Linked DNA regions of Mus musculus: all the other regions are linked to region 3. The links are chromatin contacts, found by POLR2A ChIA-PET in ENCODE. All regions are on one chromosome and are shown on one strand. Each heading gives the region's core, a stretch centred on a gene start or an enhancer-like site at or near the end of the contact. The rest is flanking DNA. Distances are from core to core; before and after follow the strand shown.

What was found. ChIA-PET counts read pairs that join two places held with the same protein, here RNA polymerase II (POLR2A).
Region 1: POLR2A ChIA-PET joins it to region 3 with 13 read pairs in embryonic stem cell. The contact joins the promoter of Tubg1 here to the promoter of Coa3 in region 3. POLR2A ChIA-PET finds 5 or more read pairs at or near these places in 3 of 5 experiments (Patski and embryonic stem cell).
Region 2: POLR2A ChIA-PET joins it to region 3 with 12 read pairs in embryonic stem cell. The contact joins the promoter of Naglu here to the promoter of Coa3 in region 3. POLR2A ChIA-PET finds 5 or more read pairs at or near these places in 3 of 5 experiments (Patski and embryonic stem cell).
Region 4: POLR2A ChIA-PET joins it to region 3 with 12 read pairs in Patski. The contact joins the promoter of Aarsd1 here to the promoter of Coa3 in region 3. POLR2A ChIA-PET finds 5 or more read pairs at or near these places in 3 of 5 experiments (Patski and embryonic stem cell).

Annotation. Positions count from the first base shown.
Region 1 is chr11:101,118,674-101,121,373 of GRCm38, reverse strand. Tubg1 (tubulin, gamma 1) reads right to left here and starts at 1,257. Exons shown (of 11, transcript NM_134024.3): 1 at 1,132-1,257; 2 at 715-827; 3 at 376-543. The coding sequence starts at 1,180. It overlaps Retreg3 (reticulophagy regulator family member 3), which reads left to right and starts at 1,533. Exons shown (of 9, transcript NM_026501.3): 1 at 1,533-1,833. The coding sequence starts at 1,595.
Region 2 is chr11:101,068,790-101,071,618 of GRCm38, reverse strand. It overlaps Naglu (alpha-N-acetylglucosaminidase (Sanfilippo disease IIIB)), which reads right to left and starts at 1,525. Exons shown (of 6, transcript NM_013792.2): 1 at 1,118-1,525; 2 at 392-539. The coding sequence starts at 1,494.
Region 3 is chr11:101,277,460-101,280,356 of GRCm38, reverse strand. Coa3 (cytochrome C oxidase assembly factor 3) reads left to right here and starts at 1,409. Exons shown (of 2, transcript NM_026618.2): 1 at 1,409-1,643; 2 at 1,905-2,387. The coding sequence starts at 1,430. The coding sequence ends at 2,017. Cntd1 (cyclin N-terminal domain containing 1) reads right to left here and starts at 1,154. Exons shown (of 7, transcript NM_026562.2): 1 at 877-1,154. The coding sequence starts at 1,051.
Region 4 is chr11:101,415,737-101,418,702 of GRCm38, reverse strand. Aarsd1 (alanyl-tRNA synthetase domain containing 1) reads left to right here and starts at 1,270. Exons shown (of 12, transcript NM_144829.1): 1 at 1,270-1,353; 2 at 1,469-1,600. The coding sequence starts at 1,315.

The sequences.
Region 1 (2,700 bases), core at 8-2,507, 160 kb after region 3:
GCTGACAATAAGGTAACGAGATACATCAACATAGCCTTCCTTCTCCATTGCGCATTGGTTTTGCTAAGTGAAGTTTGAAATATCTTTGATTTCAGAGTTTTGTTTTGAGTCTGAAGAAGTAGATAAAATATCATAAACCCATGGTACTTACTTCTAGGGTTAGTCAGAGGTTTACAAAGATAACACAGAAAGTATTTAAATGGCCTGCAACAAAGCACTAGCTAGACTGCGTCCTTAGCGTTCCAGTTAGCTCCTGGAGCCATGGCTATCTTACTCAGCACTCGAACATCTCTGACCTAGTTTCATCTGTAGAAAAACCACAGGGCCTGTGCCCACCCACAGAGTTGAGAGCCCTTCAGGGGAACAGCAAATGACCTGGGAGAATCCGCTGGCCCAGTTGTTGCCAGCTCCTCCGCCATGCTCCGACAGGTAGATGTTCTCTGGGTTGTAGAGCTTAGCATAGGAGGAGTTTAGGATGGAATGGATCACCCGGGGCTCCAGGTCCAGCAGCACAGCCCGGGGGATGTAGTGCTCATCATCTGCCTGTCAGAGGGAAGCCAGGATGGGTCAAGTCCTGAAGCCTCCCAACTCTGGCTCCTGCAGGCTCTCCCTCAAGATAGCCACTCTGTTCCCATCCATCCACTCAGAGTTTCCCAGCACCAGATCGCGCTGCCAGTCCCGCCAGGGTCCTGGTCAAGTCACTTGGGGGAGCACCTGGTAGAAAAAGACGTCCTTTCGGTCAGTGCCCTCCGTGGCGAACTCTTCTACGATGCCCTCGGGACTGATGCCATGCTCGGCACATAGCTGTTTCCAGAACTCGAACCCAACTAAGAGAGGGAGGCGGAAGGTGAAGAAAAAAGATACGTGAGTCTGGGTAGGTTCCAAATAGCCAGTGGGGGATTTGAACGCCTGGGTCTAGGGATCTAGATTAGCCTTGGGACTCCCTAGTGTCTAGGCCAATGACTGGACAGGGGAAGGTCCATTGGCTTTAGGCAGTTGGGCACAGGGTTGGGAATCGCCTTTGTGGGGGAGAACTAGGATTCTGCAGACAGACCGAAGCTATGACCTTATTGCGAGGGCCTCTTGCACCTAAGGAACCTGGGAGGCAGAGGGTCTGGGAGGTTCGCTCACTCTGATTGCCGCACTGGCCCAACTGTAGGGTGATGATTTCTCTCGGCATCGCTCCTCAGACATCGGCGTTGCAGTCTCTCCCGCCAGCAACACCGCCGACCGCTAGCGCGCTCGCCGGCAAGACGCAGGCGCCAGACAATGCGCTCCACCCCTAATCGTTCTCCGCTCCAATGGGAGCTGGGTTCTGCAGATGAAATTTCCTCCTTCATCGGGCTTCAGTCGTGCGAGTTGCGCGTGCGCGGCTCCGAATCGCGCTCAGCGCCGGGAACGCATTTCGACGCAGTGTTCTCTTCCGTCTGATGAATGCGCACCGGAGCGTCTGCGCATGCGCGCGTGGGCGTTCCGGCACTTGCCCCGCCCCGCCCCTTCTCCGCCCGGCCGCAGCCAAATCGTGCTTCTGCGCAGTCGGTGTTATTGTGACTCCCGGGCCGTGGCCCCGGATGTTGTGGCTGCTGAAGGGGAGATGGAGGAGGCTGAAGGGGTGGCCGCGGCCCCGGGTCCAGCTTCGGGGTTGGCTTTCAGGGGCCGCCGAGCTATGTCCGGCTCCTGGGAGCGCGACCAGCAGGTTGAGGCGGCGCAGCGGACCCTGGTGGAGGTGCTGGGCCCTTACGAGCCTCTGCTGAGCCGGGTGCAGGCAGCCCTGGTGTGGGAGCGGCCGGCCAGGAGCGCCCTGTGGTGCCTGGGGCTGAACGCGGCGTTCTGGTGAGACACCCGGACCCTCACTGACCCTACTAGGCGGGAATTCCTCAGGTTGTTCTGGGGGGGGGGGTGTCGATCTCTCACCTGCCCTGTCCTGCCTTCTTTCGTCGCCCTGGCTGCTTCTGATACTTGCCTGATAATGCTTCACTTTCCCCAGCATCCCGCCTGCCTCCAGGCTTTGGCACCCCGGGTGCTCGCAGGGCCTTCCTGGTCTTCTCCACTTGCCCCCACGACTCGCCAGAGAATCTGGTACCATCCCGTGTCGCTCGCAGTAAGCCGGGGTGCCTCTTGTTAGCGAGAGAAAGTGATTTCACTTCGAGACCATTTCCTCCGTTTCTCTTGCTTGCCCCAGGGTGGTGGTTCCGAGAGGTTTTAACTTAACGATGATGGGAGGAGAGGCAGAAGGGTATCCCTGGGTGTGAGGAGGAAAACAAGCTTGAGCCGGTTATCATGGATTATTAGCATGTTAGATACCGTCTCACCCAGTCAAGTTGGTGAAGTTTGTGTGGAGTTTCAGCTTGAAAGAAAAGTAGATGTATTAAGAAGGAAAAAATTAAAAAACAGTGGTGATCTTTCATCTGTTTCAGAGCCACTTAGGATTGCAACGCTTCCCCCCAAAAATTAGACCTTAGCTGTGGTTCAAGGAGTTTGAGGCTGTCTGAGAGCCGTTGAGTTCTCTTTCACTGGACAAGTGGCTTTATATTAAAGTGTGTGTTTCATTCTCTGGAAAAAATGAGAGCACCTAGGAGGAGTTTGGGCTTCATCGAGTCTACCAACCATGGTTTGGGTTTATTAATAACCATAGTACTGATCAAATTCCAAGGGAACTGACATATCACTGAGGCTTCTACAACCAGAAGAGATGAGACT
Region 2 (2,829 bases), core at 276-2,775, 210 kb after region 3:
TCCATTGACAAAATACCCCCATCCGATTGGCTTGAAGGCAATCCTGTGGGGGCACTTTCTTGACTGGTGACTGATATGGAAGGGCTCAGCCTATTGGGGGCTGTGCCATCCCTGAGCAGGTGGTTCTGGGTATATAAGAAAGACTGACCAAGTCAGGAAGCAAGCAGTGTTGCTCCAAAGTCTCTGCTTCAGTTCCTGCCTCCAGGTACCTGCCCTGATTGAGTTCCTGCCTTGGAACTCAATCTTGAATCTTCCTGCCTCTACCTGAGTCCTGGGATTACAGACATATACTGCCAGATACTTTGTCCCACCCTGGAAGGCCTCGGTTTCCCAGGGGCAGGGGTGTATGTAAGGCAGGCAGGAGAGTGTGAGGGGCCAGGTTGGCACAAACCCTTTGCCAGATGGCCTCCTGGCCATTCCAAGCCAGAGCCAGGTTGATGCCATTCAGTGCCATCCAGTCAATCTCTTGCTCCCAACGGGCCCAGTCCCACCACACGAAGGAGTAGCTGTGCGTGCACACATTCTGGTAATAGCGGTACCTGCGGGTAGGGGCACATTATTGGGGACATATGGGATGCCTCACTCACCCCTCTGGAACACTTCAGAGGCAGCCAGAGGCAGCTACTAACCCCAACACAGTACGCATACAGGACAGTGGGCAAAGGTTTCAATGTGCCTCCTCTCCTGCTCATTCCAAATCCACCTCGGGTGAAGCTGGAACTTCCCGCAGACCTCCCTAGCTAGTAGCTATTGTGAATACATAACTTCATTTTTATTCAACATGCCCAGAGCTCCTGCTGTGCATCCTGTGGTGTCTTAGGGTGTCAGTGCCATAAGGCAAAATTGGTCTCTCTCATGAAGAGGGCTCACAGTTCCTATAGTTTGTCATTATTTCCAGCAGTGGGGGCTGGGAAGCTAAATGATTTGGCTCAAGAATATACAGCTAGAGGGGAGCCAAGATTTGAAGGCACAGATCCCCGAGCCAGCACTTCCTTCTCAGTCTCCAGGCGAGTCTGTAGCTGCAGCCCCGACTTAGGTGTGCTGGTCCTCACCAACGGTGGCTGTCCCGAGGCTGCAGGCAGCTGCCCCAGCCGTCTGGGACCCACAGCATCAATACCTGTTGGGCGTGGTTTCGGTCAGCCCGTCGGGCACAGCGGGCAGCGGCCACGGCAGGTGCAGCTGAGCGCTGGACCAGGCCACCTGACAGCCACAGAAGTCACGCAGGTAGCGGTGCAGCCCCGCGGCTGCCGCCACGCCCGTGGAGCCGCGCACAAGCACTGGCACCCCGCCGCCGCCGCTCAGGCTGTAGGTGTCCAGGCCCGACTCGTCCGCCAGCGCGCGCTCCACGGACACCAAGAAATTGGCCGCCGGCCCGGGTCCCAGTAGCCGGACCACCAGTTCCCGCACGGCCTTTGCCTCCCGAGCCTCATCACCCACAGAGCCCCCAGCCAGGAGTAGGAACCCCAGAATCACGGCCAGCCCCGCGGCTTCCATGATGCCAACCGCGCGGCCGCTGCCCCCTCACAACCAATACCAAGCTCCGGGCCCGCGGGGCAGGGCTGCCAGCATCCAATCGGCTGCCGACCTCGGGCCACGTGACCTGAAGGTTGGCTCCTGCTACCCGCCCGGAGAACCTGGTTTCCGGACTCAGACACTGGTCAGGGTCTGCTGACCGCGCTCGTGGCTGGAGGGTGCGTGACCCTATGAAACATCCTCGGCCCGATGAGACGCTGCGCATGCCCAAGCCCTTTCAGATTCGGCCCTCTTTCTTCCGCAAGTCACTTCCCTTCCAAATATCTAGCCACTCTTTTAAGCGACGAGAATTGAAGCCAGCCAAGACTTGGCTCTACCACTAAGCTATATTCTAACCCCTCATCTAATAAATGTGTATTTGGATTTTATTTCGTATCAGACTGTTGTTTATATTAGAGAAGTCTCAGTTGTCATTTCTGGCTAAAGATCTGGAAACCAAATAAGGATTTCTCTGGGTGAGAAGATAGCTCAGTGGATAAAGCGCTTGCACCTGAGGACATTCATTTGAATTGGCAGAATCCACATAAAGCTGTCCCAGCATTGGGAGGCTGCAATCCCAGTGCTCCCGGGAGATGAGCGCTGGAGACAGCTGCCCTGATGTATAAAGTGACAGATGGGGAAGAGACCTTATCTTAAGGTAGAAGGTAACACCCGAGATTGTCCTCTATTGACAGCAAAACCCACAACTCTCGCTTCAAAAGGACTGAGAGCTTATTCTGAAGCCCAATATGAATGACCATGGCCCTGGAACAGTTTTAGGTCAACCCAGTTTCCATGTTCCAATGTGGAAATAATTTGAAGTTTTTATAGTAATGGAGCACATATCAAAACACTTTTTTGAATAGATTGGTGGAGACATCAGAAGTGGGTTATAGTGAATCTGGGAATCAGTTGCAGGCTTCAGATAACATTCTTAGCTTCCAGGATGCTGGAAGCTGGTGGTCTGTTAAATTAATGCATTTCAAAGGAAAACTCGTGTTCAGTACGTTCAAAAAAAAAAAAAAAAAAAAAAGACTTACCCATTGTCATAAAGCTGTTAGAAGTTACCTGGTGCGTTTCCTTCTATGAAGTGATGACAAATGATAACCAACAAAGAATGGCAAGGTGAACCAACACCATCTGGCAGTGTCTACTGTCCCTTGGGCTATATTTATGTCTTTTTAAAAGAAACATCATGTGTTTTCTCAAGTATATGCTCTGGTAAAACATCATATCCACCCCCCCCCCTTTTAGGCTGTCTCTAGAAGAACATCATGTGTCTATTCTTAGCAAATCATCTTTTCATGGGTCTGCTTT
Region 3 (2,897 bases), core at 160-2,659:
CATTCAGACCTCTGCTTGGAATGTCTCCAAACTACTTTCCTGGCCTTACTCTCTATTGCTTCTCCATATGCTCTGGTCAACCTGGACAACTAAACCCTCCGCTCCCAGCCTCCCTCTTGTTTTCCCAAGTTTTATTCATGGTATCATTCAATCCCTGGACCTCATCTTACCACTCCTTTAAATTCTCATAGTAGCTTGTATTCTCTGTGTCAATCACTCTAACCGTTATTTGTATCCACTTGCTCATATGTTAACAATTCCCACCTAAAGACTACATAGTTTGAGAGCAATGGCTAGATTGCAGTTCCCTCTTTCTATACCAGGCAATGTAAATGATAAGCACTCTAAACACGTTTATGGAAAGAAGAGTAAAGGGGGCTGGTGGTGGAGAGATGGCTCAAGCAGTTAGAAGCACTGGCTACCCTTCTAGAGGACCAGGGTTCAATTCCCAGCACCCATATGGCAGCTCACAGCTGTCTATAACCTCAGTTTCAGGTGATTGGATACCCTCATACAGACATACATTAATTTTAAAAGGGGGGGGACTCCCCATGATGCCGTGTGCTTTTAATCCCAGCATCTGGGAGTCAGAACATCTGTCAATTCCAGGCCAGCCTAAGCTACAGAGAGTGTTCCAGGTCATGACTCCACAGTGAGACTTTGTCTTTAAAAATAAAAATAAAAAAAGGCACGTGGGGAGTGGTGCAGGGAAGTGGGGGTTAAGAAATAAAAAAAAGAGTGCTAGTAAGCCTCGTTCATCGCTTATAAGCCCCACGACCTCGCACAACAAGAGTACTAGCAAAATATTTGAGTGAAAAACAAAGATCAACGCTCCCCTGCCTCCCGTAAACCTGACTCCCCACTCTGCATCCACACCCACGATCCGGGTCTCCCTGAAGCTGCCCGTCCGTCCCGCAGCCTCCTTCACGGCTTGCTCGTTCTGCTGGGCCAAGTGAAGCAGGGCGTTTTCGATAGTCTCTGTGGTAACCACTCCGAACTGAAAGTCACTACAGTTCACCAGCCTGGGCCTCAAGGGTCCTTCCATATTCATAAGTCTTTCGGAGTACTTGGACAGTTTACGGGATCCATAAACTGGCCTCCTTAGCTTATTTCCAGAATCTTCTGCCACACCTTGGATTCTTCCTTCCCTTTCTATATGTTTGCCCTCGCTTCGAATCTGAGAAAAAACATAATGTCCACCACGGCTTCGAACGGTCAACAGCTTTTCGCGCCCCAACTGACACAGAGAGCTCAGCCAATCAGAAAGCAGGGCGCTTTTCACCTTTCCTGTCCCTCCTCTAGGGCGGAGAGACCCTGCCTCTACCCAGAAAACTCCACGTGGACTACAGCTCCCAGAGTTCCTTGCTGAAGTCAAAGACTACAATTCCTGGCGAGTTCCGGGCTTGACGGCTTAGGGCGGAGCAGCAACATGGCGGCCCCTGGAGCTGGTGACCCTCTGAATGCTAAGAATGGAAATGCTCCATTCGCTCAGCGCATCGACCCGTCGCGGGAGAAATTGACCCCAGCGCAGTTGCAGTTTATGCGGCAGGTGCAACTTGCCCAGTGGCAGAAAACACTGCCACAGCGGCGGACCCGGAACATCATGACCGGCCTGGGCATCGGGGCCCTGGTGTTAGCTATTTGTATCCGTCCTGGCTATACCGCATATGGGGTTAGGGAAAAGGGAACAAGACGTGTAGCTTTTAATGTGCGGGCAAATGAGGTTCATGCCTAATCTTACTATATATACGCAGCGCGTATTGGCTTAGTAATAACAATTGGTTAAGGGTTCAAAAGGAGCAAAAGGGTGGCAATCCAAAATCATTAATTTGGGAAAACAGCAAGGGTGGCTAGACGAAAGGAATGCCCATGTGCTTTGTGGTTTCCTGAACCCACTCCGTCAGATGGTTACACCTTCTACTCGGTGGCCCAAGAGCGTTTCCTTGATGAGCTGGAAGATGAAGCCAAAGCTGCCCGAGCCCGTGCTCTTGAGAGAGAGCGAGCTTCGGGACCCTAACTGTATGGACCATCTTCAAACTGCTGGATCCCCTGTATATGTTGAATGATGCCTGGTGGTCTTACAGCATCACTGGCACACTAACGTCGGACTGTGTGATTGAGCCCAAGAAGCCAGAGACTATGCATTTGGCCGCTGCCAAGGGGGGGATTGCTCACTTCACGTGCAGTTTGTCCAGTTACTCAGCCCTTTTTATTTCCTTGTTTGAGAGGTATGCAACCTTGCCTTTACCCAAACTTTGTGGTTTACCCCTTCACCTCCCAGGGGCCCCGACTCTTAAGGGGGAGGGTGTGGCTTAACTGCAGCGTTGGAACCTTAAAGTGGGAAAGATAGGGTCAAGTTAAAGTAATAAAATGAGTCATGTCTCCCGAAGCCAAGCTAGTGTGTGGGGGCAGAGAGACATATGGCACTTCACGCTGGAAAGCTCCCTGGCACTAGCTGCAGCGGTGGCATTGCCCCAGGGAGCTGTAAATGTTTAACTAGAATTACTTTTTCCGTGAGATCTTTCCACCTGATTTAAGGGAGAGATTACTGGACTGTTTGAGACTGACCCAGGTCTTAGGGGGTAGAAGAAGGTCACTCTTCTGTTCTCTGCCTTCAAGAACAGACTCTTAATGGCACGGGCCTTTTCCTGTCTCTAGCTTGGTAGGTGAAGGATGAGCAAGGAGTAACTTCATTCTTTTAACATTTACTGGTACCTGCCTATACAGGCCTAGGGTGGGGTCTGGAGGGGATCATGCCTTGGCCATTGGATCATTTGGTCATGTAGTTTCCTCATGACCTGGTGGCAAAAAGCCAGAAAGCTGGGCCGCTTCCATCCTGCCTTCCATTGTGAGAGGAGAATGGCTTCGAGTTCCTCACCCTTCTTGCCTGCTTCACA
Region 4 (2,966 bases), core at 21-2,520, 140 kb before region 3:
GAGGTCCCTGTCACGCCTGGCCCTTTAGCTTCCTGTACCAGAGTGTGAAGTGTTTTGTTTGTTTGTTTGTTTGTTTGTTTTTAGAAAATGAGAGTTTGGTCCTCAGTGCCCATACCAGGTGGCTCACAACCACCTGTAACTTGGTGTACACATAAGTAAAAATAATATTTAAAAAATCCAAATTATCGCCGGGCGTGGTGGCACACACGCCCTGTCTCGAAAAACCAAAAAAAAAAAAAAAAAAAATCCAAATTATCGGGGCTGGCGAGATGGTTCAGCGGCTAAGAAGAACACTGACTGCTTTTCCAAAGGTCTTGAGTTCAAATTCCAGCAACCACATGGTGGCTCACAATCATTTCTAATGAGATCTGATGTCCTCTTCTGGAGTGTCTGAAGACAACTACAGTCTACTTATTTATAGGGTTAAGCTGAGTGCGCAGAGGTCCTAAAAATTCAACTCCCACCAGGCAGTGGTGACATAGGCCTTTAATCCCAGCACTTGGGAGGCAGAGGCAGGCGGATTTCTGAGTTCGAGGCCAGCCTGGTCTACAGAGTGAGTCAGGACAGCCAGGGCTATACAGAGAAACCCTGTCTCAAAAAACCAAAAAAAACAAAAAACCAAAAAATCAACTCCCAACAACCACATGAAGGCTCATGAGTACAGCTACAGTGTACTCATATACATAAAATAAAAATAAATCTTTTAAAAAAATCCACTTAGCCTATTATTGCTGGGCAGTCGTGATGAATGCCTTCAATCCCAGCACTTTGAAGGTAGAGGCAGGAGGATATCTTTAAGTTCGAGGCCAGCTTGGTCTACAATGCAAGTTCCAAGACAGCCAGGACGTTACACAGTGAAACCCTCTCTCAAAACACCACCACCATCCAAAAATAGAAATTATCATAAATCATAGGTTTCTGAGTTAAATTTCTTCCCTTCAGTTTAAAAAAGTTACATGATGAAATATTATGGGTATTGGTTTTAAGTAAAATATTAACATATGTGTCTTGTGTATGTCCAGCCCCTCTCATTTCCACCTTTATGCCACAGGGCCTCTGCTGGCCAAATCACAAGGCCCCAAGAGCTGAAGAACGTCTTAGCTCCAGTTGTGTATTTAGTTTTGTGGTCTTCCAGACTCAAAACGGTGGCAAAACAGCATAGAACACCTACAGTTGGCAGTTTTAGTAAATTTGGGCACACTATACCCCTTCGTGCCGAGCGCGGTAACGCTTAAGAAAATTTGTCCCACATCGCTCTCCGTCCGCCGCCCGGCTTTTCTGCGCGCGCGGGTCTCTCCGGCCTAGGAGACCGCGATGGCGTTCCTGTGTCAGCGCGACAGCTACGCACGGGAGGTGCGGACCGGTGGGCGAGGGTCCTGAGACCGAGGGGGGCATCGGGAGGGAGGGTGGCTGCAGGCTCCAGTCTCGGCGTAAGAGGGATAATGCTCGCACCCCTCTCCCTGCGCAGTTCACCACCACCGTGGTCTCCTGTAGTCCCGCCGAGCTGCAGACGGACGCGAGCGGCGGCAAGAAAGAAGTGTTGAGCGGATTCCATGTGGTTCTGGAAGACACGCTGCTTTTCCCCGAGGGCGGGGGACAGGTATTAGGAGCAGCCTCAGCCGGACCCCCTCCCCGGAACCCACATTCCAGTTCGCTCCTGCAGAAAAATGCGTTCGCCCTTTCTCAGCCTCAGTAAATCCAGGGGCGTTAGTTCAATGCATTATTCATTCAGCATATGCTTATGTAGGTAAGACACAGGCAGTGTGTCATATTCCAGGCGCTGAAGAGAGACTGAACAAGACAGTACCTCCAAATACACGTGGAGTGCTTGTTGCAGACAGCCCGGTATGCCAGGTATAAGTAATGATAATGTCCCTAGAAATAAGCTGGGTAAAGGGAAAGAGTGGTGGGATGCTCTCTTCTGTAGAGAGCCTTCTGGACAGCTTGGTAGTTGTCTGTGAAGGGAAGGGATGAGCCAATGTAGCTATTTAGTGGTTCTGGGGCAAAAGAAATAGTTCAGGTAGAAGAGCTGTGCAAAGGCCCTGAGATGGAAATCTACACGAAGCATTTTACAGGCACTAAGATGCTCCTCCCAGAATTCAGAAGAGGGGCGGTGCCTTTCAGAGCAGACCTTTTGAGTGCTTTGATGGAGAGCCTAGCTACAGTTTACAAAAAAAAAAAAAAGAAGAAGAAGAGAGTGCCACCCAGAGTGGGGGCTCTGGGAGAGTTTCTTAGCAGCCAGGTTGATGGCATAGACAAGGACAGTGAAGCCTGAAAGAATCTTCCTAACTGTAAACAAAGCGGTGGGATAGTGCTGGAGCTTGTGCATGTTGAGGACAAGCTAGAGAGCTTTGGAACAGTGATTTGGAACAGAGCTTCGGAACAGAGGGCCTTGGAGGGTCTAGGAAGGTATAGACTCCATTCAGGAAACCAGCAAGCTGTGCAAGATCGGAGGCAAGGAAGAATTTGGTAGACCAGGGGAAAGCCTCAGTTGTTTTTTTCTTTTTTTTTTTTTTTTCTTTTTTTGAGACAGGGTTTCTCTGTGTAGCCCTGGCTGTCCTGGAACTCACTTTGTAGACCAGGCTGGCCTTGAACTCAGAAATCCGCCTGCCTCTGCCTCCCAAGTGCTGGGATTAAAGGCATGCACCACCTCGCCCAGCCAAGCTTCAGTTTTTGCTTTTTTGTTTTGTTTTTTTCGAGACAGGGTTTCTCTGTATACTTTGGCTGTCCTAGAACTTACTCTGTAGACCAGGCTGGCCTCGAACTCAGAAATCTGCCTGCCTCTGCCTCCCGAGTGCTGAGATTAAAGGCGTGCGCCACCACTGCCCTGCGCTTTCTTATTTATTTCTTATTTTTAATTTTTTTTATAATACAGTTATCTGTTTTTTTTTTTTTTTTGAGAAAGGATCTTTTTTTGTTTCTTTTGTTTTTTGTTTTTTTTAAATATTTATTTATTTTATGTATAT